2 separate regions of the Homo sapiens genome follow, and region 1 is linked to region 2. The links are chromatin loops, found by intact Hi-C in ENCODE. Cell type or tissue: natural killer cell. All regions are shown on one strand. Links, peaks and the distances in the headings refer to the core of each region. The heading gives the core; the rest is flanking DNA. Region 1 overlaps MYO1D (myosin ID). Region 2 overlaps MYO1D (myosin ID).

Region 1 (16,008 bases), core at 4,320-12,319, 58 kb before region 2:
AACATCAAGACTCTGTCTCAAAAACAAACAAATAAATAAATAAATAAAAAATAAAAATAAAAATAAATAAATAAATAAAATGTGAGGGCTGCCATGCTGTACTACTCCAGGGTGCCCTTCATGTCAAAGTCTAGGCGAGTGGCACCTGTGGAGTGTGCCTAGCACAGATCTTGTAGCCCTAAGAGGTGGCATGCTAAGTCCTGACTAGATAATCCCATGCATATTAAAGCAATACTTAAATCTTGCTTTTTTTTTTGAGATGGAGTCTCGCTCTGTCACCCAGGCTGGATTGCAATGGCATAGTCTCTGCTCACTGCAACCTCCGCCTCCCAGGCTCAAGCAATTCTCCTGCCTCAGCCTCCCTAGTAGCTGGGACTATAGGCGTGTGCCACCACACCTGGCTAATTTTTGTATTTTTAGTAGAGACGGGGTTTCACTATGTTGGCCAGGCTGGTCTTGACCTCCCGACCTCAAGTGATCCACCCGCCTTGGCCTCCCAAAGTGCTGGGACTACAGGTGTGAGCCACCGCGCCTGGCCAAATCTTGCTTTTTTTTTTTTGAGACAGGGTCTCACTCTGTTGCCCACACTGGAGTGCAGTGGCATGACCACTGCTCACTGCAGCCTTGACCTCCCGCACTCAGGTGATCCTCCCGCCTCAGCCTCCCAAGTAGCTGAGACTACAGGTGTGCACTACCATACCCAGCTAATTAAAAAAAAAAAAAATTTGTAGAGACACTGTCTCACTATGTTGCCCAGGCTGGTCTTGAACTCCTAGGTTCAAGCGATCTTCCTGTCTTGGCCTCCCAAAGTGCTGAGATTACAGGCATGAGCCACTGTGCCCAGCCTAAAGCTTGCTAAGTTTTATATGACACTAGCTTTTCTTTTAAAAATTCTACTGTCCAAATTGTACACATGATTAATGAAATAGTGGTATATTTTAAAGGAATCTCCAAAAATGAGTAGGATTGGGGTGGTAAAAGTTCTGTTGCTGACCACGTCTTATGAAGGTACTCTTAGAGAATACTAGCAATCTTCTCTCTTCCCCATTGTTAGAAAGACAAGGATAGAACAACACCTCTCAGGGATCCTGGGAAAATATGCTAGATGTTTTGGAAAGTAGGTATACTTGCATATAGAAAAATAAGAGGCAACTATGTGTTCTTTGCAAGTATCACATCAGTCAGGCAGTTGCTTTCCTTATTTTTATTAAAAGAGAAAATGATCAACACTTGTTCATGCATACACATATACACACACACTCATACTTACAACCTTTACTATGTATGCTTTTCTAAGCATAATATATATATGGCCAAATTAGTCAAATTCCCCATTTTATTAGTTGATCTGGTAAAATATTTGATAAAATGCATATTTTTAGTTCTCTGTGACTTCTCTTTCTCCAAGTTTTCTCTGTTTCCTATATCTGGGCACAGACCTTGTCCACCTGCCTTGCGTATTGATATGGAGTCTCTGCTTAGTGTAGGGGAGCAAGGGGAGGAGGCATCTCTTCCCCTTACAAGGTCTTTGTTCCATCTTGCCCCTCTCTGGCCTCTCCCGCTGAATGCCTGTGGCCCCGAGTCTGCATCTCTCTTTGGGCAGAGTGCGCAAGACACAAACCAAGGAGTCAGACTCGAGTTGGAGTCCTAACTCTGCACTTCCCAGCTGTGGGCACCTCTGGCTTACACAGCCTCTCCAGGGCTCAGTTTCCTCATATAAAAAATGGGAGCAATGCTCATCTCATGGGGTTATACAGGGTAAGTGAGAAAACGTATGTAAAGCATGTGGCTCAGTGGCAGCACCCAGGAAACATCAGTAAACAGTGGCATATTATTCTCCTGTTTTAGGCTTCCTTCTGAATGTAGTCAGTCCCCATTATTAGATCGTAAACCCTTTGAGGGATCAAATATTTATTGAACTAATGGGGAAAGGAACGTGAGAGGAGTGGAATACCATTCCACCTCTTATTAGGAAGACACTCACAGAGAATCATGACCGCTGTCTTACTTCTGTCCCTAACTGGTCCCTAGTTAATTGATCAGCCTAAGGCTACATTGTTCTACCAGCCATATGGTAGACTTTAATTAGTGAAGATAGTAAAGCATGAAAGGTCAATTATTATACATTCTTATTGTGATACATAACCTCTCAGCTTAAATTTTATATGCAATTCGCCACATGAATGACATCTCCAATTTCTGAAGTATCCAGGTGATTTTTTTTTTTTTTGGGGTTCCACATAAGTGTCAATCTCTACAATACTGAAGAACAGAAAGTAGGATGAAATGCTTTCTCCCTTTCCTCTGTACACAATAAGAATTTAAGGTCTGTTTCTTTTTCTCGGTGTCTTTTCTAAAGGACTTGGGGTACTTGGGAGTATGCATCTGAAGCCCTGAGCTAAACTCCTGTGATATGAATTTTATTGGGTTTGAACCAGGGAAAGCTTCTAGTGGAGACTCATATGATTCTTTCACACTCTTGGAATAACAGCCACTGAGGCCTTGCCAGACCACGTGGCTGCAGATTCACAGTCTGGGTCGCCTTCCCTTCACACACCCGCCCTGGAGCACCCAGGCTGCCTTTGTAACGGCCCTGAGCTGTTAATGGTTCTGATGCTGCACCCGGTAGAAATGGCTCCCTCACTATGGACTTAGCCACTTTGAGGGCTGAACAGTAGCTCATCCACTCTCTGGTTTTCCTTTGGAATTCAGTAATGAACTCATTAAATCACCAACTTGTTGTGACAGGAAGTCATTCAGATGCTGATGCTATTGCCATGGAAACCATCCCTCTGCGAGGAGCTCTGTCTGTCTTTGTCGAGGAGCACTCCAGCTCCATAATTACTGTCACCCCCAAATAACACAGAGCCATCACGACTGTGAGCAAGTCCAGAAGCAGGGGCACACAGAAAACCTATTTTGCTTTCAGATGATGAATCCTTGTTGGTTTTAGTATTTTTAGCACACATTTCTCTTCTGTGCCGGTTGTCTTTTTAATTCCTATGTGCTGGCTGCTTTCCAGCACCTTTCCTAGAGAAGCAGAAAAAGGATTTGTGGGGGGCATGGCTGCCAAGGATATTCATTTAAAAAGAACCTACTGTTTCCCCAAACCCCTGTGCTCCCAAATATGAAAATATGAGTTCTCCTGCCTTTTAGTTGAGACTCCAAGAAAGGAATCTCAAATTCAATTAGTTTACAGCCTATAAAATGCAAAGGTAGTACTGCAAATCAGTAATGCCCAGATGCAAATTCAGAGGTGCACCTCAAAGTGATGTTTGCTTTATTTTGTTTGGGTTATCTAGGCTATCACTGAGCTCCATTATTGAAGGCTGGCCAAGTCACAAAAATAAGAACCTTTTTTTTTTTTTTTTAGAGACAGGGTCTTGCTTTGTCACCAGGCTGGAGTGTACAGTGGCACAATCACAGCCCACTACAGCCTCAAATTCCTGAGCTCCAGTGATCCTCCTTCCTCAGCCTTCTGAGTAGCTGGAACTACATCACCGTGCCCAGCTAATTAAACATTTTTTTTTTTGTAAAGACAGCATCTTACTATGTTTCCCAGGCTAGTCTCAAATTCCTGGCTTCAAGCAAATCCTCCCACCTCTACCTCCCAAAGTGTTGGCATTACAGGTGTGGGCCATTGTGCCGGCACGAGAACTCATCTAACTCAAAGCAGCAATCAAGTCTTTTTTCATATATGTTACAGCACATGGTATATTGTGAATATTCAAAGATAACCAGCACCTAATGAGTACCTGCCAGACACAGCGGCAGGCAATTTACATTATGTTTCATGATTTAAATTAATCTGCATAAAAATCCCATGGGACAGGTATTTTTATCCCAGTTTTACAGCTAAGGAATGTGAGGCTCTAAGTTAGGTAAATTAAATAAATGCCACGCTTTTCCATATGCATAGTCATTAACATGTCACACTTCATGTGTCCATAGGCATAAAGGTGACTTCTGCTGCCGCAGAATCACAGAAGCTCAGATTAGGAAAGGTTGTTCATAATTGTCTTGTCCAACCAACCAACCGCTTCTGCAGCATCCCAAGTGATTGTCTGATCTCAGCCTGAGTATTTCCAGTGATAGAGAATTCACTATAGTAGCTCAGCGCAGTGGGTCACTCCTATAATCCTAGCACTTTGGGAGGCCAAGGCAGGCCGATCACTTGAGGCCAGGAGATCGAGACCAGCCTGGCCAACATGGCGAAACCCTGAATCTACTAAAAAACCTACAAAAATTAGCCGGGCGTGGTGGTGCATGCCTGTAGTCTCAGCTACATGGGAAGCTGAGGTGGGAGAATCACTTGAACCTGGGAGGCAGAGGTTGCAGTGAGCTGAGATTGTGGCACTGCACTCCAGCCTGGGTGAAGGAGCAAGACCGTGTCTTAAAAAAAAAAAAAAATTCACTACGGAGAGTGGTCCATTTTGGACAGCCCAGTTCTTAATTTCCTTAGTTTGTTCTTAACATGACGAGAGAGCACTCATCATTGCAGTTGCTATAGAACCCTAAGCCCTTTCTTTCTGGGTTTGTCACCTGCTGAAGAAATTTGGCTCTGGCCAAAAGTTTGTCCTCTAGGCAGGGCATGGTGGCATGCCTGTCATTCCAGCACTTTGGGTGGCTGAGGTGGGCAGATTGCTTGAGCCCAGGAGTTGGAGACCAGCCTGGGCAACAAGGCTGGTCTTTTATATTTTTTGTCTCTACAAAAAATACAAAAAATTAACTGGGCATGGTGGTGCACGTATATAGTCCCAGCTACTGGGAGGCTGAGGTGGGAGAATGGCTTGATCCGAGGAGAAGGAGGTTGCAATGAGCCAAGATCGCGCCACTGCACTCCAGCCTGGGTGACAGAGCGAGACCTGTCTCAAGAAAAAAAAAAAAAAGTTTATCCTCTAGGATTATCTAGGTATAGAAGGCAGAGGAGGGAAAATGAGAAGGGGCCTAATAAGAAGGAGTTAGAGCTAGGTTAAGAGCTGTCTGAGCTCCTCAAGAAGACCTCAGCAGGTCACTGGCTCTATGAGCATTTGGCAACGTGGGGAAAAATCCTGTTTTCCAGTGCCAGTGGGAAGTCACTGTGTTGCATGGGACACCAATGAGGGGAGACCTGACTTCTTATTCAGTACCACTTTAAATTCTTTTTAAATTATTTTTTGGTCTTTTTTTTTTTTTTTGAGATGGAGTCTCACTGTGTTGCCCAGGCTGGAGTACAGTGGCATGATCTTGGCTCTCTGCAACCTCTGCCTCCCGGGTTCAAGCAATACTCCTGCCTCAGCCTCCCAAGTAGCTGGGATTACAGGTGTGCACCACCGCGCCTAGCTAATTTTTGTATTTTTAGTAGAGATGGGGTCTCACCATGTTGGCCAAGCTTGTCTTGAATTCCTGACCTCAAATGATCCACCTGCCTCGGCCTCCAAAGTGTTGGGATTACAGGCGTGAGCCACCGCGCCTGGCCGACTTTTAATTATTTTTATATATATCTGTATACACATACATTTACACTGAAAAAATATATGTTACACAAAATGCATAATCCTTTTTGTTTGTTTGTTTGAGACAGGGTCTTGTTCTGTTGTCCAGGCTGGAGTTCAGTGGTGCCATCTCAGCTCACTGCAATCTCTGTCTCTTGGGCTCAAGTGAGCCTCCCACCTCAGCCTCCAGAGCAGCTAGGACTACAGGCACACAGCACCACACCCAGCTAATTTTGTTCATTATTTTTGTAGAGACAAGGTCTCACTATTTTGCCCAGACTTGTCTTAAACTCCTGGGCTCAAGTGATCCACCCAGCTCAGTCTCCCAAAGTGCTGGGATTACAGGTGTGAGCCACTGCACCCTCCCTCTTAATCGTTTGTTACAAATATAAACGTTAAAGATAAGTAGTGAGCAGGAATCCCTGGGCCACCTTCTGAAAATGTTAGCGAGGTCATAGGAGGGGCATAGCACTGACTTTCTAATTTACGAAGCTCTGTTTTCCGTAGTGTTAATGTCACTTCTGTTTGTGGGAATTATAAGTTTAAATGCACATAGCTAACGTTTGGAGAGGGTCTGCCATGAGTTGGATGCCATGCTAGGAGGGTTACACTCATAAATGGTCATTTGCCTCTGCTTCAGTCTGGGAACTACTTGGTGGCAAGGTGTGTGGTCTATGCAAATACCAATGACCTGAATGACTTTTGTCAAGTCTCTTCAATCCCAGAGCCTCATTTTCCTCATCTGTCACATGAAGGACACGTTAATTGCATTAACTATCTTATGGAAGTATTGCGAAATAGGAGTAAAATGCAGTGTGAAAGCCTTTTGTATCCTCACAGACACACCCAGGATCAATACTTTGCATCTTTCAATCCAATGAAGTTGACACTCAGTATTATCCATCACAAAAAGCATAAAACTATAAAGTTCTATGGAATGTGCCTAATTTAGTGTTCTATGATAGTGAATACTTAACGGAATGAAAAGATCAGTATTAATAATATGTTAGGTCAAATCTCCTTTACAATGAATCCCATGAAAACAAAATGATTTTCAAGCTTTGAGCTATAATTTTTTTTTTTTTTTTTGAGATGGAGTCTAACTCTGTTGCCCAGGCTGGAGGGCAGCGGTGTAATCTCAGCTCACTGCAACCCCTGCCTTGCTGGTTCAAGTGATTCTCGTGCCTCAGCCTTCCAAGTAGCTGGGATTACAGGTGTGCACCACCATGGCCGGCTAATTTTTGTATTTTTAGTAGAGACGGAGTTTCACTGTGTTGGCCAGGCTGGTCTCGAACTCCTGATCTTAGGTGATCTGCCTGCCTTGGCCTCCCAAAGTGCCGGGATTACTGCGCCCAGCCTGAGCTATGCTTTGTTACAAGAAATATGCCATATAAAATTTTTTCAATACTACAGAGTTGCAATTTTTTTTTGGTGTTCACTGTCTCATGATCTAACCTGTTGCAAAGATTAAAGCAAAATTTTCCACAGCTAATCACAGAGGATTAGTAAGGCCTCTATAATACCACACATTAAAAATGAGGAAATCACAAACTGAGTCCCATGTCTTCATTCTTTGTAGATTTGTTTTCTAGGTAATTAAAAAGGTACTTGCGAATATACTCTGCCTACTTCTAAAAAGTATTTGGGGATAGCCTATAATAATAGAAATAGGAGTAATAAAAGTGGGCCACGCACTGTGGCTCAGGCCTGAAATCCCAGCACTTTTGGAGGCTGAGGAGGGAGGACAGCTTGAGCCCAGGAGTTGGAGACCAGCCTGGGTAATGTAGTGAGATGCTGTTTTTACAAAAAATTTAAAAATTAGCTAGGTTTCAGCTACTTGGGTGGCTGAGGTGGGAGGATCACTTGAGCCTGGAAGGTTGAGGTTACAGGGAGCTATGATTGTACCATTGCCTTCCAGCCCTAGGCAACAGAGTGTCAAAAAAAAGAGAAAGAAATGATAATAGTGAAATAATTTTAGAATATTTTCATCCAATTTACAGCCATTTCTTAATATTATCAGCGAAACAGAATTAATCTAGAGTTAGAAATGAGATCTATAGTTTCTGACACTGAAAGTATTTTATTCACTATAACTAAACATTGAGTGGCTGGTAGCTGATAATGAATGACTTCTAGGGGTGGGGAGCCTGTAGAATTGTCCCAAACTATAGGACTCAAAGACAATGAACATAAATGTAATTAAGAAGTGGATTAGATCAAGAGGCAGTGCATGCTCAGATCATACATTTTGCTTCTGTTTGGATGTAACAGCCAGCCTTATGCAGAATATATTAAGAAAACCACACAAAAGGGAAATGAGTCACTTACAAAAGACCAGAAAAGCTTAGGCTAACCGGCTAGACAAGACTTGGCCATGTCTTTTTCTGCCTTGGTTTCACTTGTATATCCTGAAAGCACCACCTTGTCTGAATCACAGGAGAGAAAAATGTTTTTGGCAAATATACATTGGACACGTCCAGCTTTACTTTTGCTCTTTCTCTATGTCCCCCCACCCACCATCCCACTGCCACACACACACACACACACACACACACACGCATCCAGGTGGCTTTGGAATGTATGTGGCTTTTCCCTTCGGGAGTCTCACCTTCATAATTATGTTTGACCTGGACTAACATTAAAACATTTTGCTCTTCCCGAGAACACACCAATCAGCACGCGGTTCCATTTTCTCATGGATCATGACCCATTATCCTTTCTATTTTCTGCTGGAATGAAAGTTCCATGGCACAGGAACACCGTCTATATCTTGCTCACTTCCTGTACAGAGCCTGGCACATTGTTGGTACTCAATAAATATTTCTTGATTGAATAAATATTTTCAGTCTCTCCTCCAGTGGCTATCTGCTTTGTCCTTAGCCTAGAAGCATGTTCAAATCTCCTCCAGTAAACAAAAGACCAAAAAGTCCACCTGTTCTTCCCTATCCCTCCACTGCTACCAAATGCCTTGAAGTTAAAATAAACTATCCATAGCTAATGTCTTCTCCCTCATCGTACTTTGCAGTCAAGCTTTACTTATGCACTGTTTTTTGTTTTGTTTCGTTTGGACAGGGTCTTGCTTTGTTGCCTAGGCAGAGGGGCATTGGCGTAATCATGGCTCACTGCAGCCTCAGCCTCCTGGACTCAAGCAATCCTCCCACCTCAGCCTCCTGAGTAGCTGGGACTAGAGGCACACACTACCACACCTGGCTAATTTTTGTATTTTTTGTAGAGATGGGGGTCTTACTATATTGCCCAGGCTGGTCTTGAACTCCTGGGTTCAAATAATTGGCCCACCTGGGCCTCCCACAGTGCTGGTATTACAGGCATGAGCCACAGCCTGGCCTGCATTGCTCACTCTTTAACCTTTGTAATCCATCCATCCATCCACCCATCCATCCATCCATCCATCCATCCATCCATCCATCCATCCATTCATCCATCCCTCCCCTCCTTGTCTCCCTCCCAACCATCTGTTCATCTGTTCACCTCCCCTTTTTTGCCCTCCTTCCTTTTATCCATCCATCCACTCTTTCATCTCCCACCTTCCTCCTTCTGTCCTTTGCTTCTGTAAATGTATACACCAATGCTTACTATGTCCTAGGTACTGTGCTGGGTACTAGAGAGAGGATGTTTAAGAACAGTCACTGCAGTGGAAATGCTCTTGCTCCAATGGAAGATACAGATGTGGAAACTGAAGCTTCTTAAACCGGGACACGATTATTTCCCTTGGATGTGCATCAGGGTGCTATAGTAAGCGAAACCACAGAACGAAGATGGAGAAACTTGCTGGAGACTAAGCTTTACTCCATGTAAGTAACTGGAAACACCTGACACCCAAGTAAATTAAAACCAACATTTAGAATGACAGCATGAAAAACAGCATCAACCATTACCAAAACACAGGCCTTTAAAGAAGCATGCCAGGCTGGGCACAGTGACTCACGCCCATAATCCCAGCACTCTGGGAGGCTGAGGCAGGAGGACTGCTTGAGTCCAGGAGTTCAGGGCCAGTATGGGCAATATAGTGAGATGCCATTCTCTAAGACAAAAAAAAAAAAACAAAAAACAAAACAAAAAAAAAAACAAAAAAACCAGCAGCATGTCATAGGCTGTGTTGGGATATGTCCCTGGTGAATGTTGAGTTAACTCTTCCCTGTTGCTGGGGGAACTCCTTAGAGGAGCCTGAAAAGCACTGAGAAGTAGAAAACTACTACACAAGGTGGCATGCTAGCTAGAGAGATGAACTATAGTGCCAAGGGACCTCTGAGAAATTCACAACAGTGTTGAGTGAATTTTGCAGAAGGCTGAATAGGACTGCCTTTACAGAGGAGGCGATATTTGAAGTGGTTCCTGAAAGAGGAGTGGCTCACCAGGAAGAGCAGGGGAGAGTATTGTGGGTGGAGGAAGCAGTGTGTGCAATTACCAGGGCTGCGAATGGACCTGACATAGAATAGGAAAGAGTCTAGCAGAAAGAATCAGCTCCTCTTCTAGCAGCTGAAAAAGGACGTGGGTTTTGATGGCACAATGAAGGGCCTAGGTATCTTGCTAGAAAGTTCCAAAGCTGAAGACCATTCCCTCTCCTTGAAACTCTTTTTCTCTCGGCACTGCTGTCATTCTGCTTCTCCTACTTCTTTGACAAGTTCTTCTTAGTCCTGTTTACTTATTTCTCCTCCTCAACACCCCTTTCCCACCTTTGGAATGTTATGTTCCTGAGAGTTCCTTATTGGCCATGTTTTTCTTCTTCTTCTCCACACATGGCTTGTTTCATTCACTCCCACCACTTCAACTTCCTTTAAGCTGGCTTCCCAATCCACACTCCCCAGTACAGACTCCTGGGGTCCAGGCTCCCCGTTCTCACTGCTTAGATATTTCCACCTGAACTGAACTATATCCTTTTAAAATAAGTACGTTCTAACATGTCTGTGTCATCTTCCATGCTCTTCCCCTCCTTTCTATGGCTCTGCCTCTGCCTCCCATAGTTGTTATGGTCTAGGCTAATGGAACCGTGATCTACCAACTCACCTAAATAAAATACCTGAGTCACCAGTTACTCTGCTCATCACCTACAGCCATTCAGTTGCCTGCCCTCCTGAGCCTCTGTTCAATATGTTCTTTCCTTTAAAACTCCACTGGGATTCTCAACTGAGCTGAGAGTCCCTGCCCCTGCCCCTGCCCCTGCCCCTGCCCCTACCTGAGGTTGAGAATCACTGCACATAGTGAGAGCTACTCCTGATGGGTGTACTCTGTACAATTAGACTGTGTGGGGGCAGGAAAGGGTTGGAATCACTGCCATGGCCAGATCCCTCTTGGGCAACTGCAACACCTAGTTAATTGGTCTCCCTGATACCAGTTCCTTCCCCTCTGGAACCTTCTCCACACTTCTTCAGTTATCTTTGAAATACAGAAATCTGATTAAAGATGACAAATTATTGAAATTTATAATATAAAAATTATTAAAATTTGTAAAAGTACTGAAGAATGGGAAGGATATATAAGTGAATATTTACCTGATCTTTCAGTGGGGAAAAGCATTCATGTAAAGGCTAAAGGAAAGGACAGAATTGACCACATACAAATGCAAAACTTTTGTTGAAAAAAGAATGCAGAAAGACAGACTGGGAAAGTATCTGCAAGTAGTGTAAATGGTCTTAATATATAAAAAGCTCCTAAAAATTAGTAACCAAATCATAAACACACCAAAAGAAAAAAAATCAGCAAAGGATATGAATAATCCATGAAACACGTACAAATCACAGGTAGACCCATGGCAGAAAACGTTCAATTTCATTTAAGAAATGCAGACTGAAACAATGGATATACGAAGTTTTTTCCTTTTCAAACGGGCCAATTAAATCTAGTGCAAAGTGAGTAGCTTGGTAAGTGAAGTATGCTCACACTTGGCTGGTAGGAGCATAACATGGTACAAGCTTTTAGGAAGCTAATCTAGAAAAATGTACGAAAAGCCTTAAAAAATATACACTTTTTGACCCCGCAACTCTGTCTCTAGGAATTCCTAAGGAAACAATTACGGATATGAATAAATACATCATTTTAAGGATAATTATCACAGCACTGTTTGTAAGGCTGAAAATTAGAAACATTCTAGGTGCTCAATCGCAGGGCTTGTCGAATAAATGTACGAATTTAGCACAAATTTCCTGTGTCACTGTTCCTTTCCAGCACAGCCTTTAACACCTGTGTGGTTAGCATGAAATACCACACAGATATTACAAGCTGTGCTGGAAAAGAACAGTGACACAGGAAAACATTTTCAGAATGTTTGCTCTATATTGTTAAGTGAAATCACAATTATAAGATAGAATGTACAGAAGAATCTCATATTTGTAAAACTATACACAGATCTATATGCAAAGAAGATATAAAAATGTGAACAATGGTTTGAATGTGTGCTTCCAGTTTTTTTTAATGTACTTGTGTATATTTTCTAAAATTTCTACAAATAGAGTTACTTTGTTGTCAGAAAAAATATTTTTAAGTGGAAACACAAAATCCTCCTCTGTTCTGGCTGCCTGTTGTCTGTTGCATAAAACCAAAATCTCTTGACCTGGTATCCTAGGCTTGTCGCAATCTGCCTCCTCCTTGGCTTTCCAGCCTGCTTTTCCCGCTCGTCCCGGCTAGAATCCTGTATCCGTGGCACATCCACCAACACCCATGCCATTCCAGACCCTTGCCCACAATAGCCACACCCCTCCTCACACCACGTGCAAAGCCGTGGCTAATGGTCTGTTCCTCCAACTCCTGGCCAGCTTTCAATTCCTCAAGCATACTAAGTTCTTTTCTGCCTCAGGGCCTTTGCACCAACTATTCTTCCTGACTGGGTTGGTCTTCACAGTTCCTGTTCATCTTCCGAGCCTGAGCTGAAGTGTCACCTCTTCATTTGGCCTTCTCCCACCACTCTATGAAAAGAGGGCACCTCGTTTTCTGCCTCAGAGCCCTGCTTATTCCTCCTTAGCACTTATCATATCGAATTATTTTTACTCATTTGTTTACTTGGGTTTTGTGTGTTTGCCCCACTGGAATGTAAGGTTGAGAACAGGGAGTGTGATGTGTCTAACCCAGGGCCTTGCACATGGCAGGTGCACGTAGTTATTTACGGAATGGGCAAACAGTGGGAAGACCAACTGCTTTGTAAAGCCTTTCTATGTGCTGCCATGGGACTCCCAATGGGGGAGACTCATCTCTACCAATCTTCTCTTACCTATATTTTTCTAACTTAATGCAGTTCTTTCTTTACAGCTGTTGCCTGCCATGGACTGTAGGTGCTCTGACACAGACTGGATAGAGCAGCCAAGGCCTGGCCCACTGCAGGTGGTCAACAAGTGGGTGCTCTGAATGAATGGGTGAGTGGGGCTCCTGAGGGCTCGAAGTGGGTGGAGGAAGCCATTCTAGAATTGAACAGTTGCTACAGGTCACACAGATGATGAAACACTGCCTACAGGCCAGCTTCAGCTCACACAAGCCCACTGTAAACCGTGCAGACACAGGGTTTATGGCCACAATTTTTTTTTTTTTTTTTAAGATGGGATCTTGCTATGTGGCTCAGGCTGGTCTTGAACTCCTGGGCTCAAGAGATCCTCCCACCTCAGCCTCCCAAAGTGTCTGGATTGTAGGCATGAGCCACTGCACTCAGCCAAAATGTTTAACTACATATAAAACTGGATTTTAGCAACAAGTTAGTTAGCAACTTATTCTTGAGCTTCACATTTAAAAAATGAACATCACATTTAACATTAAGACCATGGGAATTAAATGAAGACAAAATAGGAATATTATAGTGTTTTGGGTCTGTGAGAAAATGATTTGTGCTAAACTCCCTAACCTAAGGAATTTACAGGCTCTTTGTGGAACCTGAAACTTGATGATGTTTGTTTCCTTTACAATGTGGCTTGGTGAGACCTCTAGGAAGAGATCTCACATATTTTACAGACAAATGATGCAGGGAAATCACCCCAATTAAAGCAGTTTAAACTATGATGAATGTAGAGAATGGCCAGCAGCTTGTGGGACACCCTGCAGTTATCATTCAGTGAAATGATGTGTGCCTTTCACTCGGCAGGCTTAGTTTATCCATTTTTTTTTTTTTGAGATGGTGTTTCACTCTTGTTGTCCAGGCTGGAGTTCAGTGGCGTGATCTCGGCTCACTGCAACCTCTGCCTTCCGGTTTCAAGCTGTTCTCCTGCCTCAGCCTCCTGAGTAGCTGGGATTACAGATGCCCGCTACCACGCCCGGCTAATTTTTTTTATTTTTAGTAGAGATGGGGTTTCACCATGTTGGCCTCGAACTCCTGACTTCGTGATCCACCTGCCTTGGCCTCCCAAAGTGCTGGGATTACAGGTGTGAGCCACTGTGCCCGGCCTAGTTCATCTTTAGTAAAGGTGGCCAAACTGGGTGGGGCTTGAGATGCTCTGGTGCTCTAGTTCAGGAGTCGGCAAACTTCCTTTTTTTTCTTTTTCTTCTTTTTTTGAGACAAGGTCTTGCTCTGTCACTCAGGCCAGAGTGCAGTGGCAGGATCTTGGGTCACTTCAGTCTCAACCTCACAGGTTCAAGCGATCCTCCCGTTACCCACCCTCACCCCCATCCAGTAGCTGGGACTACAGGAGCACGCCACCATGCCTAAATTTTGTATTTTTTGCAGAGATGGGGTTTCGCTCAGCAAAGTCTTTCTATAAGAGGAAAGATGGTAAATATTTCAGCTTTGCAGGTCATACAGTCTGCACTGTAACTATGTAATTTGGACATAATTATATAATGTTTTGTGACACCTGAAAATTATATAAAATTCAAATTGTGTTTATAAATAACATTTTATGGGAACACAGCCACGCTCATTCATTTATGTCCACACTCCACAGCCATGTCCACATTTATTGAAACTGTGGACGTAAATGAATGGGCATGGCTGTGTTCCCATAAAATGTTATTTATAGACACAATTTGAATTTTACATAATTTTCAGGTGTTACAAAATATTAAACCTCTCTTGAGTTTTTATCCCCTTAAACATATAAAAATGCAAAGTCATCTTGGGGGTGGGCCAGATTCTATTGTGGATCAAAGTTTGTCAACCTCAGGTCTAGTTTAAAACAGTTTGTCTGTGTGGGAAACCATGGGATGATAAAAAGAAACACTCTGAGAGGCAGGGCCCTCCTTGATCTCAAGAGTAAGTTCCAACCCTTGAGTGCCTAGGCCCAATGGAAACAATTTATTTCTGAGCACAGCCAGGCTGGAGATGGGCAGCAGACAGTTAACACTGAACAGAAGATGGAGCAGCAAGGAAACAAGGCTTTGCTCTCAGAAGAGAAGAGTGTTCTTTGAAGTTTGATTAAAAGTGTTTTACTTCACACCTTATGGAAGCACATTACATTGTGCTTTTTCACTGCAGGATGAACAGAAAATCAGTAATGCACTGCTATCATCACATGCTCACACCTGTGGTTTGAAAACAGCAAACAAACCACTCTCCATGCAAGGGCGCATTGTCAGATAACACAACCGCTGAGAATAAGAGCCCAGAAATGTTCTTTCTTTTCAAGAGAACCAGGCTTCCTCCACAGTTCTCCCTGGTTTTGCTATAGAATGAATTCCCAGGGAGATGAGAGGATATAGAGGTCATTAACACGCTCCGTCTCTTCTGCCCCTCTCATTTTCTATTTTAAAATGTGCTTCCGTTTTAAATATTTTACTTCCTCTGCTTTGAATAATACCAGTACCCTACATCTGACAGGGAGTATAGTCTTGGGACAAGACACTGAGGCGGGGAGTAGATGCTGGAGCCAGACTGTCTGAGCTCTGGTCCATTACTATAATAATTAGCTGTGGTCCTGAGAAAGCCACTGAACCCTTCCATGCCTCAGTTTCTCCAGCTATAAATGGCAGTAATAATAGGGCCCACCTTCTAGAGTTACTGTGAGGCTTATATGAGCTAACATATGCATGGTGCTTTCAATATAGCCTAGCACAGACTAAGGACTAGACAAATGTTAACTATTTTTATTATCTGCATGTGTTTAATAAGTATCTCAGAACGTGTGCTTGTGTGTGTGCAATATGAACCAAATTGTCTTTCAAGGGCTTCTAAATTACTGAATTGGATCTTGAATTTCCTGAACTTTACTTGTTGGGGCATGTTCTTTAAAGAAAAGCTTGTATAAAAAAGGGTTTGTAATCCATATACAATAGGGATCTCAACTGTTTTCTGAAGCGCAATTTATTTTTCTCATATACTTTTCTTAAATTAAGTTTAGCTTAATGTTGCCTCCTTACATATTTTAAGTTTGGACTAAAGGTTTCTCCACACATAATGACCTGTAACCTAACTGGATGTGTGAGCAGACCATAATCTACTCTTGAAACTCGGAGCTGAGTCTCACTCAATCACTTGAGTTTCAGCTGAGTTTCAGCCAATCACAGGTGTTCAGCTGTTCAAGCCAAGGTCAAATAAGGCACATGCTCAGCTGTAGCCAATCCAGCTGCTTCTGTAGTTTACTTCTGTTTTGTATACTCACTTTCT
Region 2 (16,008 bases), core at 3,969-11,968:
AAAAACCACAATATCTGTGAAGTGTAATAATGTCAAGAACAGTAAGACGAGGTATACCTGTACTTTATTAAAGATTGTCTTCAAATGTTTTAGCAAACATAAAATATGTGGGTGTGTACTTGGAGAGGCAGAAATAATGGGTCTGGATTGAATAAAGACTGCAGGAGGTGAAAGAGAGACTAATTTATACTTAGTTGGTTTTTGTTTCAAGATTCATGTGAAAGGAAATGCCAGGAAAGTTCTGGCTTCAACTCATGGTGATGAGGAAAAATTTATTCGAGGACATGCTTTGTCTTGTTTTGTTTTCTTTTTAAATCATGGAATATCTCAAACATCAGTGTATTTTTCATCTAGAAGTTCGATTTGGGTCTTTTTCTTACATCTTCCTTATCTCTAGTTAACTTATAAACATCTGAAATCTAGTTATAATGACTTACAATGTCTGTATCTGCTAATTCTAGTATCTTTGTCTGTTCTGGGTTGGTTTCAAAGGGATGATTCTCCCCCTCATAATGGACTGTATTTTCCTATTTGCATGCCCGTAATCTTTGACTGGATGTCAGACATTGTGAATTTTACCTGTTGGGTATGGATATTTTTGTGTTTTTAGAAATATACATGAGCTTTGTTTCAGGACATAGCTAAGTTACTTGGAAGCAGTTTGATCCTTTTGGGTCTTGCTTTTAAGATTTATTAGGTGGTACCAGAGCAGCATTTATTCTAGGGCCAATTATTCCCCCCTACTGAGGCAAAACCCTTCTGAATACTGTACCCAATTACCCTGTGAATGACGAAGTTCTTTAGTCTGCCTTGTTAGATCAGAAACTACTCCTGGCTCTTTGTGAGGCTGGGCACTGTTCCCTCTGGTCCTCTTAGCTGGTTCTTGCCTCAGCCTTGGGAAGTTTTGAGCCCTTTCCTCCCAACTGCTGACAAGAACACATCTCAGAATGTACTTTAGGGAAATTATCTGGAAGATAAAGAATTGGTCTGAAGTTAATTCCCTCCCGAACCTTTGGATTTCCATAATTAACTCAGGGACAAATAAGATTATGTGCCACAACATCATGCTTATAAAATACAATGTGAATTTCAATGTCATGGCAATGATACGATAGTTGACAATAAAGGAAAATAGCTAGAAAAAATCAAATTAACCTTTTCCCAAAAAGTAAATAGTAAGTTGATGACTAAAACTCTAAGTCAAAATTTCAAGCCTGACTTTTCTGGGGTCTGGGAGGAAAGATTTTATCTCTCATTTCCACTTCACTCTTAATTCATAAGATAGAAACACCAAGAATTAAAAAAAAAAAATCCACCAAAAAATTCCTAGCATCTTGATAGTCTTCTCTTCACATTTATAAATTTTAAAGAAATTAAAAATCCTTACATACATTAAAGATAGAGGACATACGCCTAGAAATGTACCTCAGCATGCATATGCTAGCTAGGAAAAGAAAGCAACTGATGAAATCTACATCCAGGTTCACGTATTTCTGTCACTTGTAGAAGGCACTTAATAGATCAGAATTTGCTAAATAAGCACCCAGATAGAGATAAAATACTTCAATCTCCCAGGCAAAAACTCTTGCATTCATTAGTACTGGTATCCAAATTAAGAGTAACAAATTAAAATTCCTTTAATTTTCTATACTTTGCTATAAATATTAGCAGGAAAATAAGCTTGCTTATTTGAGTTATAGACATTTATTGCAGAGATGCCTTCTTTATGTCTTTTCCTTACATTCTAAACTTTTTTTTTTTTTTTTTTTTTTGAGACAGAGTCTCCTTCTGTTGCCCAGGTTGGAGTGAAGTGGCGGGATCTTGGCTCACAGCAAGCTCCGCCTCCCAGGTTCACGCCATTCTCCTGCCTCAGCCTCCTGAGTAGCTGGGACTACAGGTGCCCGCCACCAAGCCCAGCTAATTTTTTGTATTTTTAGTAGAGACGGGGTTTCACTGTGTTACCCAGGATGGTCTCGATCTGCTGACCTCGTGATCCGCCCGCCTCAGCCTCCCAAAGTGCTGGGATTACAGGCGTGAGCCACTGCGCCTGGCCACATTCTAAACTTTTTAAAATTTTTCTTAGCTTTACATTTATTTGGCAGATGGAAAGGAATTTTCAAAAGTCTATGCATTTATTATTATTTTTGGTAATTACTTTCTTATTTTTTCCCCACAAATGACCATTAAGTATTATTTTACTTACAGCATGTAAAAGCATTTAATGATAGAAAATATTTAAAGATCTACTTTGATCTAGAATGTAAGGTGTAATAACATAAAATAAATGGTCTGTGCAGCCCACCTCTAAAATTATGCTCTATACATTTATCAGCCAAAATGAATACAATAGAATTAGATATGTGGACATCTGATTCCAAATATGTGTTTGTTGAGAGAAAGAGAAGCCACGTCTAAACTGAAAAAAAAAAACATACTAATAAGGAATACTTGATTAATTTTAGGAACTCAGGAAATGTCTTTTAGGAAGAAAAAGTAACTACACTTGTATCATTTCTTAGTCACTGATTTTGATGAGTGGTCTTCTCCCAGCATCAGGTGGGGTTGGGGAGGTGAAGGCAGCATGCCACAAAGAGAGCACTTGACTTTGGAGAGATACACCCACCCAAATACTCCATGACCCCTTATGGGAAGAGAAATCCAATCTCTGAAACAACTCCAATAAATAACCAGACAAAATCACTCCCCTGCTTAAAATTATCCATTCACTGGTCCCCATCACTCTCAGGACCTGCTCTCTGTTTATATTTATTATATCATTGTTCACCCCCCTGCCCCAGGTATCATCAGGGCTTACTATGAAGTTCTCAGATTATGCCATGTTCCATCATGACTCCATGTTTCTGCAGTGGTCACTGCCTCTCTCAGGAATTCTTGTAGTCTTCATGGACTTGCAAACCATCCCAAATCTGCCTTCTAATTTGCTTATGGTCATAGTGGACACACAAACTGATTATACTTGGGGTAAATGAGAAGCTATGACGAGAAGAATATAAAGTAATTTGTCTATCTTTTGGATTTAATTGCATTTGGATCGACAGTGGAATAAAAATCACCATTTAGGGAAATCTCTCATTGTTGGTTCAGCTGGAGGCTGGAAAAGTAGAGGATCATTCCTAACCTTGAAAGTAAGCTGGGATGCTAATTTTACCTTCTGCGAAACAGATGATTTAAGTTGTCCTTATGGAGAAAAATAGCTCAATACATTAAAATTGGCACAAAACAAGCTCAGTGATAATTACGATTAAAGATTTCATAGATTTAAAACGTGTCTTAGTTACAAAAATCAAACTTTACCTCTTGAAATGATTCACCAGCACTCCAACAAGTTCTCCAATTCGACTCTCATGGGTTGGCTGTTTGCTGAAGAGGCAGACAATGAGGTCTTTGTTGTCTTTCGTATGGAACACTACAAGTTGGTCCTTTCCATTGGAGACACTCAGACCAGTCAACTGCAAAGAGAAAATGCATGGAAAACTATTTGGATCATTCTCAAAAGAATGAATTAAAAAATACATTTTGGAGCTGGGCATGGTGGCATGTGCCTGTAGTCCCAGCTACTTGGGAGGCTGATACAGGATGATCATTTGAGCCCTGGAGTTTGAATCCAGCCTGGACAACATAACGAGACACCATCCCTAAAAACAACAAAACACGTCATACATTTTCTAAGGGTTTTGCTCAGTGACCCCCTGACTTTAATCTTCTATCAGTTTCACGGAACAAGCAGATGGAAGGAAATAATAAAGAGCAGAAATGAACAAAATTTGAAATAGAAAAACAATACAGAAAAATTAATGAAACAGGGATGGTTCTTTCAGAAGATCAATAAAATTGATAAACCTCTAGCCCAAAACAAAAAAAGAAGGAAGAACTTATTGCCAATATCAGGAATGGAAGAGGGGCCATCTCTATAGACCACACAGACATTAAAAGGATAATATTAAAATATTTGGACCAATTCTATACAAAAACTTATTCAACAACTTAGTTAAAACCAAATAATTCTGGCAGGGTGCAGTGGCTCACACCTGTAATCCTAGCACTTTGGGAGGCCAAGGCGGGCGGATTGCCTGAGCTCAGGAGTTCGAGACCAGCCTTGGCAACATGGTGAAACCCCATCTCTACTGAAATACAAAAAAAAAAACACACAAAAAAACATTAGCCGGGCATGGAGGCGTGCGCCTGTAGTCCCAGCTACTTGGGGGGCTGAGGCAGGAGAACTGTTTGAACCCAGGAGGCAGAGGTTGCCGTGAGCTGAGATCATGCCACTGTACTCCACTCCAGCCTGGTGACAGAGTGAGACTCCATCTCAACAACAACAACAAATAATTATTTAAGAGTCACAAAATACTAAAACTCTCCAAGAAGAAATAACTTGAATAATTCTGTATCTGTTGAAGAAATTAGATTTATATTTAAAAACATTTTGAAAAAGAAAATTCTAGTCCCAGATGATTTCAATAGTGAATTCCACCAAACATTTAAAGAAGAAATAACACCAATTCACCATATTTCTTCTAGAAAATAGGAGAGAAGGGAACACTTCCTAACTCACTTTGAAGCTGGCATTATTCTGATATCAAAAATAAACACAACAGTACAAGAAAACTACAAACTGATATCCTTCATCAACACGGATGTAAAAATGGATGTCAAGAAAATATTAGCAAATTAAATCCAACAATACATAAAAATGATAATACAACATGACCAAGTGGAGTTTATCTAAGAAATGCAAGGCTAGTTAGGTATTCAAAAATTAATCAAGGTAATGACAGAATAAAATGACAGGATAACAAAGAAAATCCACAGATTGTATCAAGTGACACAGAAAAAGTACTTGACAAAATTCAACATCTATCCATGATAAAAATTTCTCAGCAAACCAGGATTATAAGGGAACTTAACCTGATAAAATGACATATACAACATGCCACAGCTAACATCATACTTGGTGAAGAAGGACTGAATGTTTTCCCTTAAGATCGGGAGCAATGCAAGGATTTCCACTGTCACTGCAGCTATGCAACATTATACTGGAAGCCCTAGCCAGTGCAGTAAGGCAGGTTAAATAAATTAAAAAGCGGCTGGGTGTGGTGGCTCACGCCTGTAATCCCAGCACTTTGGGAGGCTGAGGTGGGTGGATCACTTGAGGTCAGGGGTTCGAGACCAGCCTGACCAATATGGTGAAACCCTGTATCTACTAAAAATACAAAAATTAGCCAGGTGTGGTGGCAGGCGCCTGTAATCCCAGCTACTCAGGAGGCTGAGGCAGGAGAATCGTGTGAACCCGGGAGGCGGAGGTTGCAGTGAGTTGAGATCGCGTCACTGCACTTCAGCCTGGGCAACAGAGCGAGACTCCATCTCAAAGAAAAAAAAAATTAAAAAGCATACAGATTGAAAAGGAAGAAACACATGTCTCTGTTTTCAGATTACATGATTGCCTACATAGAAAATGCCAAGGATCCACAAAATAGCTCCCAGAACTAATAAGCGCATCTAGTAAGGTCAAAGGATACAAGGCTGACATACAAAAATATTTCTATATTAGCAATGAAAAATTTGAAACAAAAATTGAAAAACAAAACCATCTATAACAACTCCAAAAACAAAAATACTTAGATATAAATCTAACAAAACATCTATCTGTAGGACCTACATGTTGAAAACTACAAAATGTTGAACAAGTTAAATTAAAAGGCTGATGAAAGGAATAAAAGAAAACCTAAATAAATGAAGGAAAATAATATCCTCATGGACTAGAAAACCCAAATTCTTAAGATACCAATTTTTCCCATATTAATCTATAGATTTAATGAAATCCCAACCAAAATCCCAGCAAGATTTTTTGTAGGTATCAACAAGCAGATTCTGAAATATGTATGGAAAAGCAAAAGAACTAGAATAGCCATAACAGTTTTGTAAATGAAGAATAAAGTTGGAGGGCTCATAGAGGCTGATTTTAATGCTTAGTATAAAGCTAGGTTAATCAAGACAATAATTTAGAAAGGAAAAAAAAAACATAGATCAGAAACAGACTCACGTGAATATGGCCAATAATTTTTTCACCAGGGTGCAAAGACAGCTCAATGAAGAAAGGATAATGTGGGCATCTGGATAACTTGGAACATTTGGACACCCCCATGCAAACGGAAATAAAAGTCTACCTAAATCTCACATCTCGTAAACAATTCAGAGTGCACTATAAGATCGAAATGCAAAATGTAAAACTAGAAAACTTTTAGGAGAAAACATAGAAGAAAATCTTTGTGACCTTGGGCTGGCAAATATTTCTTAGAAATGATACCAAAAGCACAATCCATAAAGCAAAAAAATTGATAAATTGAACTTGATCAAATTTAAAACTTTTGCTCTAAGGAAGACACTGGTGGGAGAGTGAAAAGACTAGCCACAGACTGGTAGAAAATATTTGCAAAAATGTATCTGATAAAGGACTTGTATTTAGAATCTATAAAGAGCTCTTAAAACTTGATAGTAAACAACTCAATTAAAAATGATGGATAAAAGATTTGAAATCACTTCACCAAAGAAGGCATAGGGGTGAATAAGCACATGAAAGGGTGCTCAACATCAGCAGCCATTAGGGAAATGCAAACTAAAACTGCAATGGGAACCACTGCAAACCCATCAGAATGGCTAAAATAACAAAACAGCCTACAACAACAAAAGAGTGATAATACTAAATGCTGGTGAGGACACAGAACAAGTGGGACTCACATGCATCATTGGTGAAAATACAAAATGTAAAATGTTACAGCCACTGTGGAAACAGTGGTTGTTAACTCAAAAAATTAAATGGAAAATTACCACATGAGCCAGCAATCTCACTCCTAGGCACATATCCTAGAGAAATAAAAACTTAGCTTCACATGAAAATTTATACATGAATGTTTACAGCAGCTCTACTAATAATTGACAAAAGCTGGAAACGACCCAAATATCCAGCAGCATGTGCACGGATAAACAAACTGTGGTACATTTAAATAATGGAACGCTACTCAGCAATGAACAAACTAATGATACAGATTACTGACATGCAACAACATAGATAAATCTCACAGGCATTATGGTTGAATGAAAGCAGCCAGTCTCAAAAGGTTACAGCCTGTGTGACGCCATTTATATGATATTCTCTAGAAGATAAAAGGATAAGGATGGACAACAGATCAGTAGCTGCCAGGGTTTGGGGTTATGAGGAGTCCGATACAAGGGAGTTTTTGGGGTATGGAACTACTCTGTATCCTGACTGTGGCAGTGGTTACACAAATTTACGCCCATACTAAGACTCAAGAGACCTGTACACCACCACCCATGCACGTAAATTATATTCATTGCCTATAAATTTAAAAAATTGCACACCCTGGCTGTTTTGATCTCTAGATATTCTACTTTGGTCAATAAAGCAGAAGTCAGAGTGATTTCCTCATTCTGTGGTCTGTTCTTCTATTGCATAAAATACCGAAGTGCCACCTCCTGGCTACCACAGGTGCTATCAGCCAGGCGGGCAGGCAGCATGAACAAGGCAACCACTGGGGGATGGCGCAGTGCCACACGGCCTGTGGTAGGGACAGACGTGCAGAAGATGCTGAGAATGTGATCCCTGTTCTTGGGGGATTCACAATCCAGTTGGATCAGAGGAAGAGGTAAGTATTAAATAACTGAAGAAAAACACCTTAACAATTTACAGATTTGCAGTGTCACTTAGTTCCATGCCTATGTTTTACAGATAGAAATTGAGACTGAAGGAGTTCAGCCCGTCTGCAGGCCCGGGAACTAGAACTCAGACCTGCAGACTGATGGGGACTCATGTTCTTTCCATCACACCAGGTTTTTCAAGTATCATGTATAAATGAACATAGAATATTTATATATTCTATAAATAAGTATTCCCATGAATACATTTTCATAGGAGGTGAGTTCTTGGGTTGATTTTAAAGAATGCCAGGGTCAGGGCTTAATGGAGAGAAGGGAAAATATTAAAGAAATTGGAAATCATTCACCAACCAATGTGGATCGTGGGCTTTCTGAGGCCATTGGTAAGAGAATATAGCAAACTCTCTGCCACTTACATGTACTGGATCCAGATGATTTTTATATGATTAAATTAAAAATATCATTTTCATTTTAAAAAAACATTTTATGTCTATCACGCTTCACTCTCATTTCATTATTTTATATGTGAAATTCAAAATTGAATTGATGTAGCACTTCACAGGAGAGCTTGATTAAAGCCTAAAGAAATGAGAATGGTAACAGCAGTAACTCTGCCAGCATATCCCAGGAGCATTAGCTGCAGGGGTTCAGGGAAAAGAGACAGATTCGGCAAAGAACGCTGAAACCACAGGGATAGAGGATCCCTTCCTAGGTGCTACCTGGACCAGAGGACAGGAGCCAATGACTCTGCTCTCGGCCACAACCCCCTCTCAGCGGGTGGGCTTCTCTCCCTCCCCTTCTCTCTCCCTTGCTGTCTAGGTGGCTTTATCTGCTGTGGATGGGAATTCTTCATGTGTACGCCCAGGCCTAGTGGTGTGTCAGTCTCAGAAGAAATGAGGGAAAACAGTACTTAAGTTGCTCTGCTACACAAATAATGAAAGATTAAGTCCCTATTGTTGCCAAAGCAGGACAAACAGCACCCAGAACGTCCCCTTTAGTTCTGGAAGAAAGGATGGTAAGTGGGGATTAGTGTACTAAGGATGACCTGGGTGTTAATCCCAATTCAGCCATGTGATCTTGAGTGACTCATTTAATTTATTGGGGCATCTGTCTCCTTTTCTGCAAAATAAGGATAACATCAGGTGCCTTGTCTACCTTGCAGGGTTGTGGTAAGGATCAAATAGTAGCAACTCTGGAGTACAAAAAGTAAATAAGCAAAAAAACCCTCTGTCTTCGAGGGTCTTACACTCTAAGTGAAAATAAGTCAGCAAAACTTTATCACTGAAAATATAATTTTAAAACCTTACAACACCATGCAAATGGAAGGTATTTTGTGAAACACCTCAGCTGGGGAAGGGGTCACTACCTCATTGCATTTGGGCAGCCATAACACATAGATGCGTTTCTCCGAACAAAAGGGAAACTCCTTATCAAGGCTCCCCCTGCCCCTGTTGCTTCCTTATTTCTCCTAATCTATGAGATTTCTATGCTATGATAAATCTAAGCCTTCCCCTTCTTTGGCCTTGAAGATTTGAACAGGGCAAAAAGAGTCTCTGATTGCAACCCATTTCAATTCTCCCAGCCTCTCCTTACTAAGAAGGACCAAACAGTGAACACAACTAGATAGGTAAAGAGCTGAGCAGTTCTGGAAGAGGAGGCCGGCCTGAGAAATCAGAGCAGATGTCCTCTCCTCCTCTGCAATGGAATGAGCGCTAGAGAGCAGAGCTCACTATACAAGAAAATCTCTAATCCATATTCTCATTTACGAAATCAGCGCAAAACAGACCGATATTAGAAAGAGAAATAATTCGAAAAGACAAATATGATAAATTACATACACAATGGAAGCAGTAACTGAATAGATACTTTAGAAAATTAAAGAATAATAGAAGAAAACATCCCAGTCTTTAGACAGAAAGGAATCACAGGTACCAGCCAAACTTAGAGGATCTTCTGGATGTGTAGCCCAGAGAAGTTTTAGACCTGTAGAATAAAGGAAAAAATCTTCAAGTACCTAGGCATACAAAAATAAGTTATCTACACAGGAAAATAAAATTCAGGTTTATATCCTTTTTTAAAACAGAAAACTTGGCCAAGTGTGGTGGCTTACACCAGTAACCTCGACACTTTGGGAGGCCAAGACGGGAGGATCACTTGAGGTCAGGAGTTTGAGACTGGCCTGGCCAACACGGTGAAACCCCGTCTCTACTAAAAATACAAAAATTAGCTGGTTGTGGTGGAGGGTGCCTATAGTCCCAGCTAATCAGGAGGCTGGGGCAGGAGAATCACTTGTATCTGGGAGGCAGAGGTTGCAGTGAGCCGAGATCATGCCACTGCCCTCCAGCCTGGGCACTGAAGCGAGACTCCGTCTCAAAAACAAAAAGAAAACTCTATTAATTTTGTCACAATTCACAGGAGGAGATAAGTAAATCCATTTTATTCTTGATATCAATTAGGAAAGATCAGCTCAAATATTTAACAGTAATCATTAAGATGAAAAAGGATGTGTAAGGTTCTAACCAGTAGTAAAAAGAGAATAAATAAAACTTGACCAATGCAGCAACAGAAAAAAGAATGAAATAGCGTGGGAGCATAAAAAATAGAAAGCATTTAAATAACACGATTGAATTTAAGAAAAGTTTTTTTGCCAGTTGCTGTAAGAAATGTGAACAGGATACAACTCCTTTATTGGAGGACGAGGGGTTATAGATTTAAGCAAAAAACAAAAATATACCCTGTTTATAAAATTAATTAAGATAAAAGTAGAAGTTTATGAATGAGAACAACATACATAATAAATTAAAGAGCTGGTTCTTTGAACAGACCAAACCCTTGGCAGAGTCTCACCAAGGAAAAAACAGGCAAAACCGCAAATATTTAACATTAGGAATGAGAAAGGGATTTAAGAAAGGGTGTGTTGACTTTCAAAATTATAAGAGGCCAAGAGCAGTTGCTCAAGCCTCTAATCCCAGCACTTTGGGAGACTGAGACAGGAGGATCACTTGAGGCCGGGAGTTCATGACCAGCCTGGGCAACATAGCAAAAACCCCAGCTAAAAAAAAAATTAGCTGGAGCTGGATGTGGTGGTGCGTGCCTGTAGTCCCAGCTACTCAGGAGGCTGAGGCAGGAGGATTGCTTGAGCCTAGGAGTTTGAGGTTACAGTGAGCTGATCACGCCACTGCACTCCAGCCTGGGTGACAGAGTGAGACCCATCTCAAAAAAAAAAAAACAAAAAAAAAAAAAAAAGAAGAAGAAGAAATTAGAAGAGAAAAACTTTTGTAATTGTAATTTCATATTAATGAAATGCATATTTTTTTTTAAAGATGTGGTCTAGCTGTCTTGCCCAGGCTGGAGTGCAGTGGCACGATCTCGGCTCACTGCAGCCTCTACCTCCCAGGCTCAAGCAATCTTCCCACCCCAGCCTCCCATGCAGCTGGGACCACAGGAGCACGTCACCACACCCGGCTAGTTTTTGTATTTTCAGTAGAGACAGGGTTTTGTCATGTTGCCCAGGCTGTCATGAATTCCTAAGCTCAAGTGATCCTCCCACCTTGGCCTCCCAAAGTGCTGGGATTACAGGTGTAAGCCACTGCACCAGGCCTGAAATGCATGATTTTATAGGAAAATATAAATTAGTAAAATTGACTTAAAGAAAGATAAAACAATTAATTTCTATTTATAACTAGCAAAAAGTTTTTTTTTAGATTATCAGAAAAATACTCTTCTAGTTCTTACTAGGCACAGGTTATGTTATAGGCCCAGGTAATTTCTATCATACTTAAATGCTCTACAATATGGAAAAAGAGAAAAATCATACTGACTCATTTTATTTATCCTGCTAGCAAAACCTGCTGAATCTCTCTCTCATACACAAAAACAAACACACCCAGAAATCAATGTAACGTACAAATACAGATGCAAAATCCAAAATAATTAACAAACTGGATGCAACAAGATAAACACCATGACCATGAGCGTATATTCACAAGGGTAAGGGTGGTTCACTAGTAAGAAATACCTCAATATAGGCCAGGTGCAGTGGCTCACGCCTGTAATCCCAGCACTTTTGGAGGCCGAGGTGGGCAGATCACGAGGTCAGGAGATCAAGATCATCCTAGCCAACATGGTGAAACTCTGTCTCTACTAAAAATACAAAAATTAGCTGTGCGTGGTGGTGCGTGCCTGTAATCCCAGCTACTCGGGGGGCTGAGGCAGGAGAATCGCATGAACCAGGAAGGCAGAGATTGCAGTGAGCCGAAATAGTGCCACTGCACTCCAGCACTCCAGCACTCCAGCCTGGGCGACAGAGCAAGATTCCATCTCAAAAAAAAAAAAAAAAAAAAAAAAAGAAATACCTCAATATAACTCAGTTTATTTATTAATAGTTCACATTTATGTATTATCCGTGTGCTTGTCCAACCAGAATGATCTCCTTGGGGTCAGGCTCGCTGGCTTTCACTTTTTTCAGCCAAGTATGAAGTTTTGCATTTGTATTGTTTTTATTTTACAGTATACCATGGTATATAAAACAATACTTCATTTTACAGTAAGATGGTAAATACTCAAATGTATTTATTGCTATTTCATCACTATAATAATGTTTTAATTTTTTTTTTTTTTTTTTTTTTAACTCTGGAGCATCTTTGTTCCAAACTTCCTCCCAGTAGCAGCTGTTCCACAATCTTCTGTCCTGGAGAATCTCTCCTCTTCTTTGGTTACTGCTCTCTACATACACCTCTAAGGGACTTCATTCTTGGTATTCCCCCCACCTCCCTGCCCTTCCATGCCCCCGCCCCCCACACCCCGTCCAAAGCTATGCCTGACACACAAAGAACTTTCATGAAATTGTAGCGGTCACTTAATTTCTGCAGGTGTTTGCTCGTATTTTGACACAGACACTTGGGTTTTTGGATGTACTATTCAACTTCTGTTCTTTGATTAGACTGCAGAGATAATGCTTATGTTCTTTTGATCTCAATTAACAAATTGATTTGGCTGCTCTTTGATGGAGAACATTCTGTTCATTCTGTTTTCCATTCAGAAACTTGGGAGACAGTTTGCTCTGGCTTTTTGCAGGACACCTGGTGACTTTCTTTTCACCTTTCTCTGTTCTGTTCATCTGTCTCTCCTAATCTCCCTCCTTCTCCCTTCCCAGTCCCCCACATCTTGTTCCCTCCTTACTCCTCAACTAGCTATAACTCAGGAAGCTCAGCTGTGTGGGCTCATCATGGAAATGGTGGAAGCTGTGGCATAACTGAGAGTTTATCCCTTTATAAGCAAGCATCTCTTGAAAGCAACAACTTGCTTGAGCCCAGAGCCCTCATGCAAGCAGGCTGATGGTCTTGAGGTGCCATGCCGTGAGGCAGCCAAACCTCTCAGAGGGGTCGTGTGCAGGTGCTCTGGTCAGCAGTCCTGGCTTGAGCTCTGCCAGCCGGGGCCAGACAAGTGAGTGTATGAGGGCTCCAGTGATTCCAACTCTCACTCACCAAGTAACCCCCACCTTCGAATCTTCCTAATGGAGGCCCTAGACATTGTGGAGCAGAGGCATGCTGGCCTCACAGTGCCTCTTTCAAATTCTTTACCAACAGAATCCAAGAACATAATAAAGTAGCGGTCGTTTCATTCCACTAAGTCTGGGGTGGATTGTTACACAGCAATAGTAATTGGAATAAAAATTTGGAACAGGAGTAGGGTGCTCCTATAACATAATCCCAGATAGTTGGCACTGGCTTTGGGAAGTAGGTGGAAGCTGGAAAGGTTCTGAGAGACTGTTGGGGGAATCATGGCAGGCCTTCAAGAGGAGGTCAGTGAGGGCCTGAGGAAAACAGGGAAAAGACTACTTCGAGCCAGAGGAAAGCGGACCTTTGTTAAGGAGAAAATTTGACAACACTGTTGCCTATGGGAAGGCAGAAAATAGAAAATGTACGTAACAAATGTGATGATCTAGATAAGGAGATTTCTAGACAGAATACTGAAAGTGCCATCTGGCTTCTTCTTGCTGTCTATGAAAAAAATGTGAGAGGAGAGAGAGGACCTTAATAAAGAATGGTTCTGCTCTCATGTAAAATTTAGAGGAAACATAAAGAAGCCTGCAATTGCTAGGCTTGAAAATAAAACTGTTTCTTATTCCCAGCTTCTCCAGATGGCAAATGATTCTCAAATTAAGAAATGGTTTCAGGGCAACGGATCAAACCCAGAGTGGGATTGTAAAATCCTTTGTTAAAACCTTAGAAAGATCGAAGGCATCCATAGTATCTTCCAGACAGACTAAACGAGGCTCTAAAGATCTTTAGGGCATGCCTTACAAATTCTATCCGATAAACAACAGGGCTCCTGAATCTTAAGGGTCTTGTCCCACAATAGCTCACGAGGAGCCCAAGGTATGGGAGAGTTTATTTTGCAGAGATTTGTGGGCGTGTTTTTTGTCTAATGGAGTGATTATAAATTGATACACAGTGAAACCATCAAAATTTCAAAGGACTGGACTGAAAGCAACATAGACATGGCAAAATGCAAAGAGGCTCTGGACCTGTGGACAGGAAGCAGCTAAGAAAGCTACTTAGTTGCAAACACAGATGGTCAGTGAGTGTTTTGTGCCCCTCATTCCCCTCCTCTTTGAACAGAAATGTCTGTGGTAGGTATCCCACCCCTAGATCATCACTGCATGTTGGGTATGCGGGGCAGGTAACTTTTCCTTTTAGTTGGTCTTCAGATTGCAGGAACTCTACTTAAGGAACTGTGCCTGGATTGAATTAGATGAGATCCTGGCCCTTGACCTTAAACCTGGTATTATAAGGAGATGAGACTTTTGGGACATCTTGGGAGTGGGTAAGCACATTCTAGTTTATTTTACTTCATTTTTTTGAGTCAGGGTCTCACTCTGTTGCCCAGGCTGGAGTGCAGTGGTGCAATGATGGCTCAAACCTTGAGCTCCTGGGCTCAAGCAGTCCTCTGCCTCAGCCTCCCAAGTAGCTGGGACTACAGGCATGTACCACCACATCTGACTAATTAAAAACTTTTTTTTTTTTTTTTTGGTAGAAATGAGGTCTTGCTGTGTTGCCCAGACTGGTCTTGAATTCCAGGCCTCAAGTGGTCCTCCTGCCTTGGCGTCCTTAAAGTGTTGGGATTACAGGTGTAACCACAGTGGTTGGCTGGTAAGTGCATTTTAAGTAAGAGTAACAAAAATAATTTTTAATCAGCGGGTAGAAAGTGGAGGATTTAAAACAAGTTTGCAAAATTTTTGCCACTCCTCCCATAGAAAGATAGAGGTCTATATCCTCACCCCTTCAATCTAGGCTTACTATATGACTGGCTTTTGACGAATAAAATGCAACAGAATTGGGGCTGTGTGACTTCTGAGGCCTGCTCATAAAAGGCAATGCAGCTTCTGCCTCGTTTAATGGGACACTCATGTTTTGAGCACTAAGTCAGCTCATAAGAAGTCCAACTACCAGCCAGTCGTGGTGGCTCATGCCTGTAATCCCAGCATATTGGGTGGATCACCTGAGGCCAGGTGTTCAAGACCAGGCTGGCCAACATGGCCATTTCTATTAAAAATACAAAAATTAGCTGGGCATGGTGGCGCATGCCTGTAGTTCCAGCTATTCTGGAGGCTGAGGCACGAGAATTGTTGAACCTGGGAGGCGGAGGTTGCATTGAGCTGAGATCACGCCACTGTACTCTAGCCTGGGCAATAGAGTAGACTGTCTCAAAAAAAGTTAATAAAAAAAATAAAGAAGGCTGACTACCTTGAGGCCACCATGTTGTGAGGAAGCCAAGCATCTCCAAAAGGCCTCATAAGGCTCTCCGGTCAGCAGTTTCAGTCTCCGAGTCCTCCCCACTGAGGTGTCAGTCACCTCAGTGAACATGCCTTCAAATGATTCCAGCCCCAGCCCTTAAATCACCCCTAGTCTTTAAGTCTTCCCAGCTAAGGCCTCAGATACTGCAGAGCAGAGAGAAGCCACCTGCTTTGCTCTTTTTTTTGAGACGGAGTTTCGCTGTTGTCTGTTGTTGGCCTGGGCTGGAGTGCAATGGCATGATCTCAGCTCACTGCAACCTCTGCCTCCTGGGTTCCAGCAATCCTCCTGCCTCAGCCTCCTAAGCAGCTGAGATTACAGGCACCCGCCACCATGCCCGGGTAATTTTTATATTTTTAGTAGATATGGGGTTTCACCATGTTGGCCAGGCTGGTCTCGAACTCTTAGCCTCAGGTGATCCACCCGCTTCAGCCTCCCAAAGTGCTGGGATTACAGGCATGAGCCACTGCTCGCGGCCCACCTATTCTGAATCACTGACCCAAGAACATATGACAGT

The links. Peaks named below come from ENCODE experiments on the same cell type or tissue, not always from the same donor. Only the 100,000 strongest peaks of a DNase experiment are listed, where the experiment ranks them.
Region 1: a loop joins it to region 2, with 1.9 times the contacts of the local background. A loop is called at or near these places in 5 of 110 quality-filtered maps.

The regions. Positions count from the first base shown.
Region 1 is chr17:32,543,555-32,559,562 of GRCh38, forward strand. The region is part of intron 21 of MYO1D (myosin ID); the gene reads right to left. Among named protein-coding and RNA genes, the nearest start is that of CDK5R1, 65 kb to the left of the region's middle. RefSeq lists an enhancer at 2,565-3,064. In natural killer cell, for the core only: no CTCF peak of the experiment used is centred there; a DNase peak (open chromatin) is centred at 7,817; H3K27ac peaks cover 439 bases.
Region 2 is chr17:32,601,772-32,617,779 of GRCh38, forward strand. MYO1D (myosin ID) reads right to left here. Exons shown (of 22, transcript NM_015194.3): 21 at 3,316-3,470. Among named protein-coding and RNA genes, the nearest start is that of CDK5R1, 120 kb to the left of the region's middle. In natural killer cell, for the core only: a CTCF peak has its summit at 7,558 (motif pointing left); a DNase peak (open chromatin) is centred at 7,550.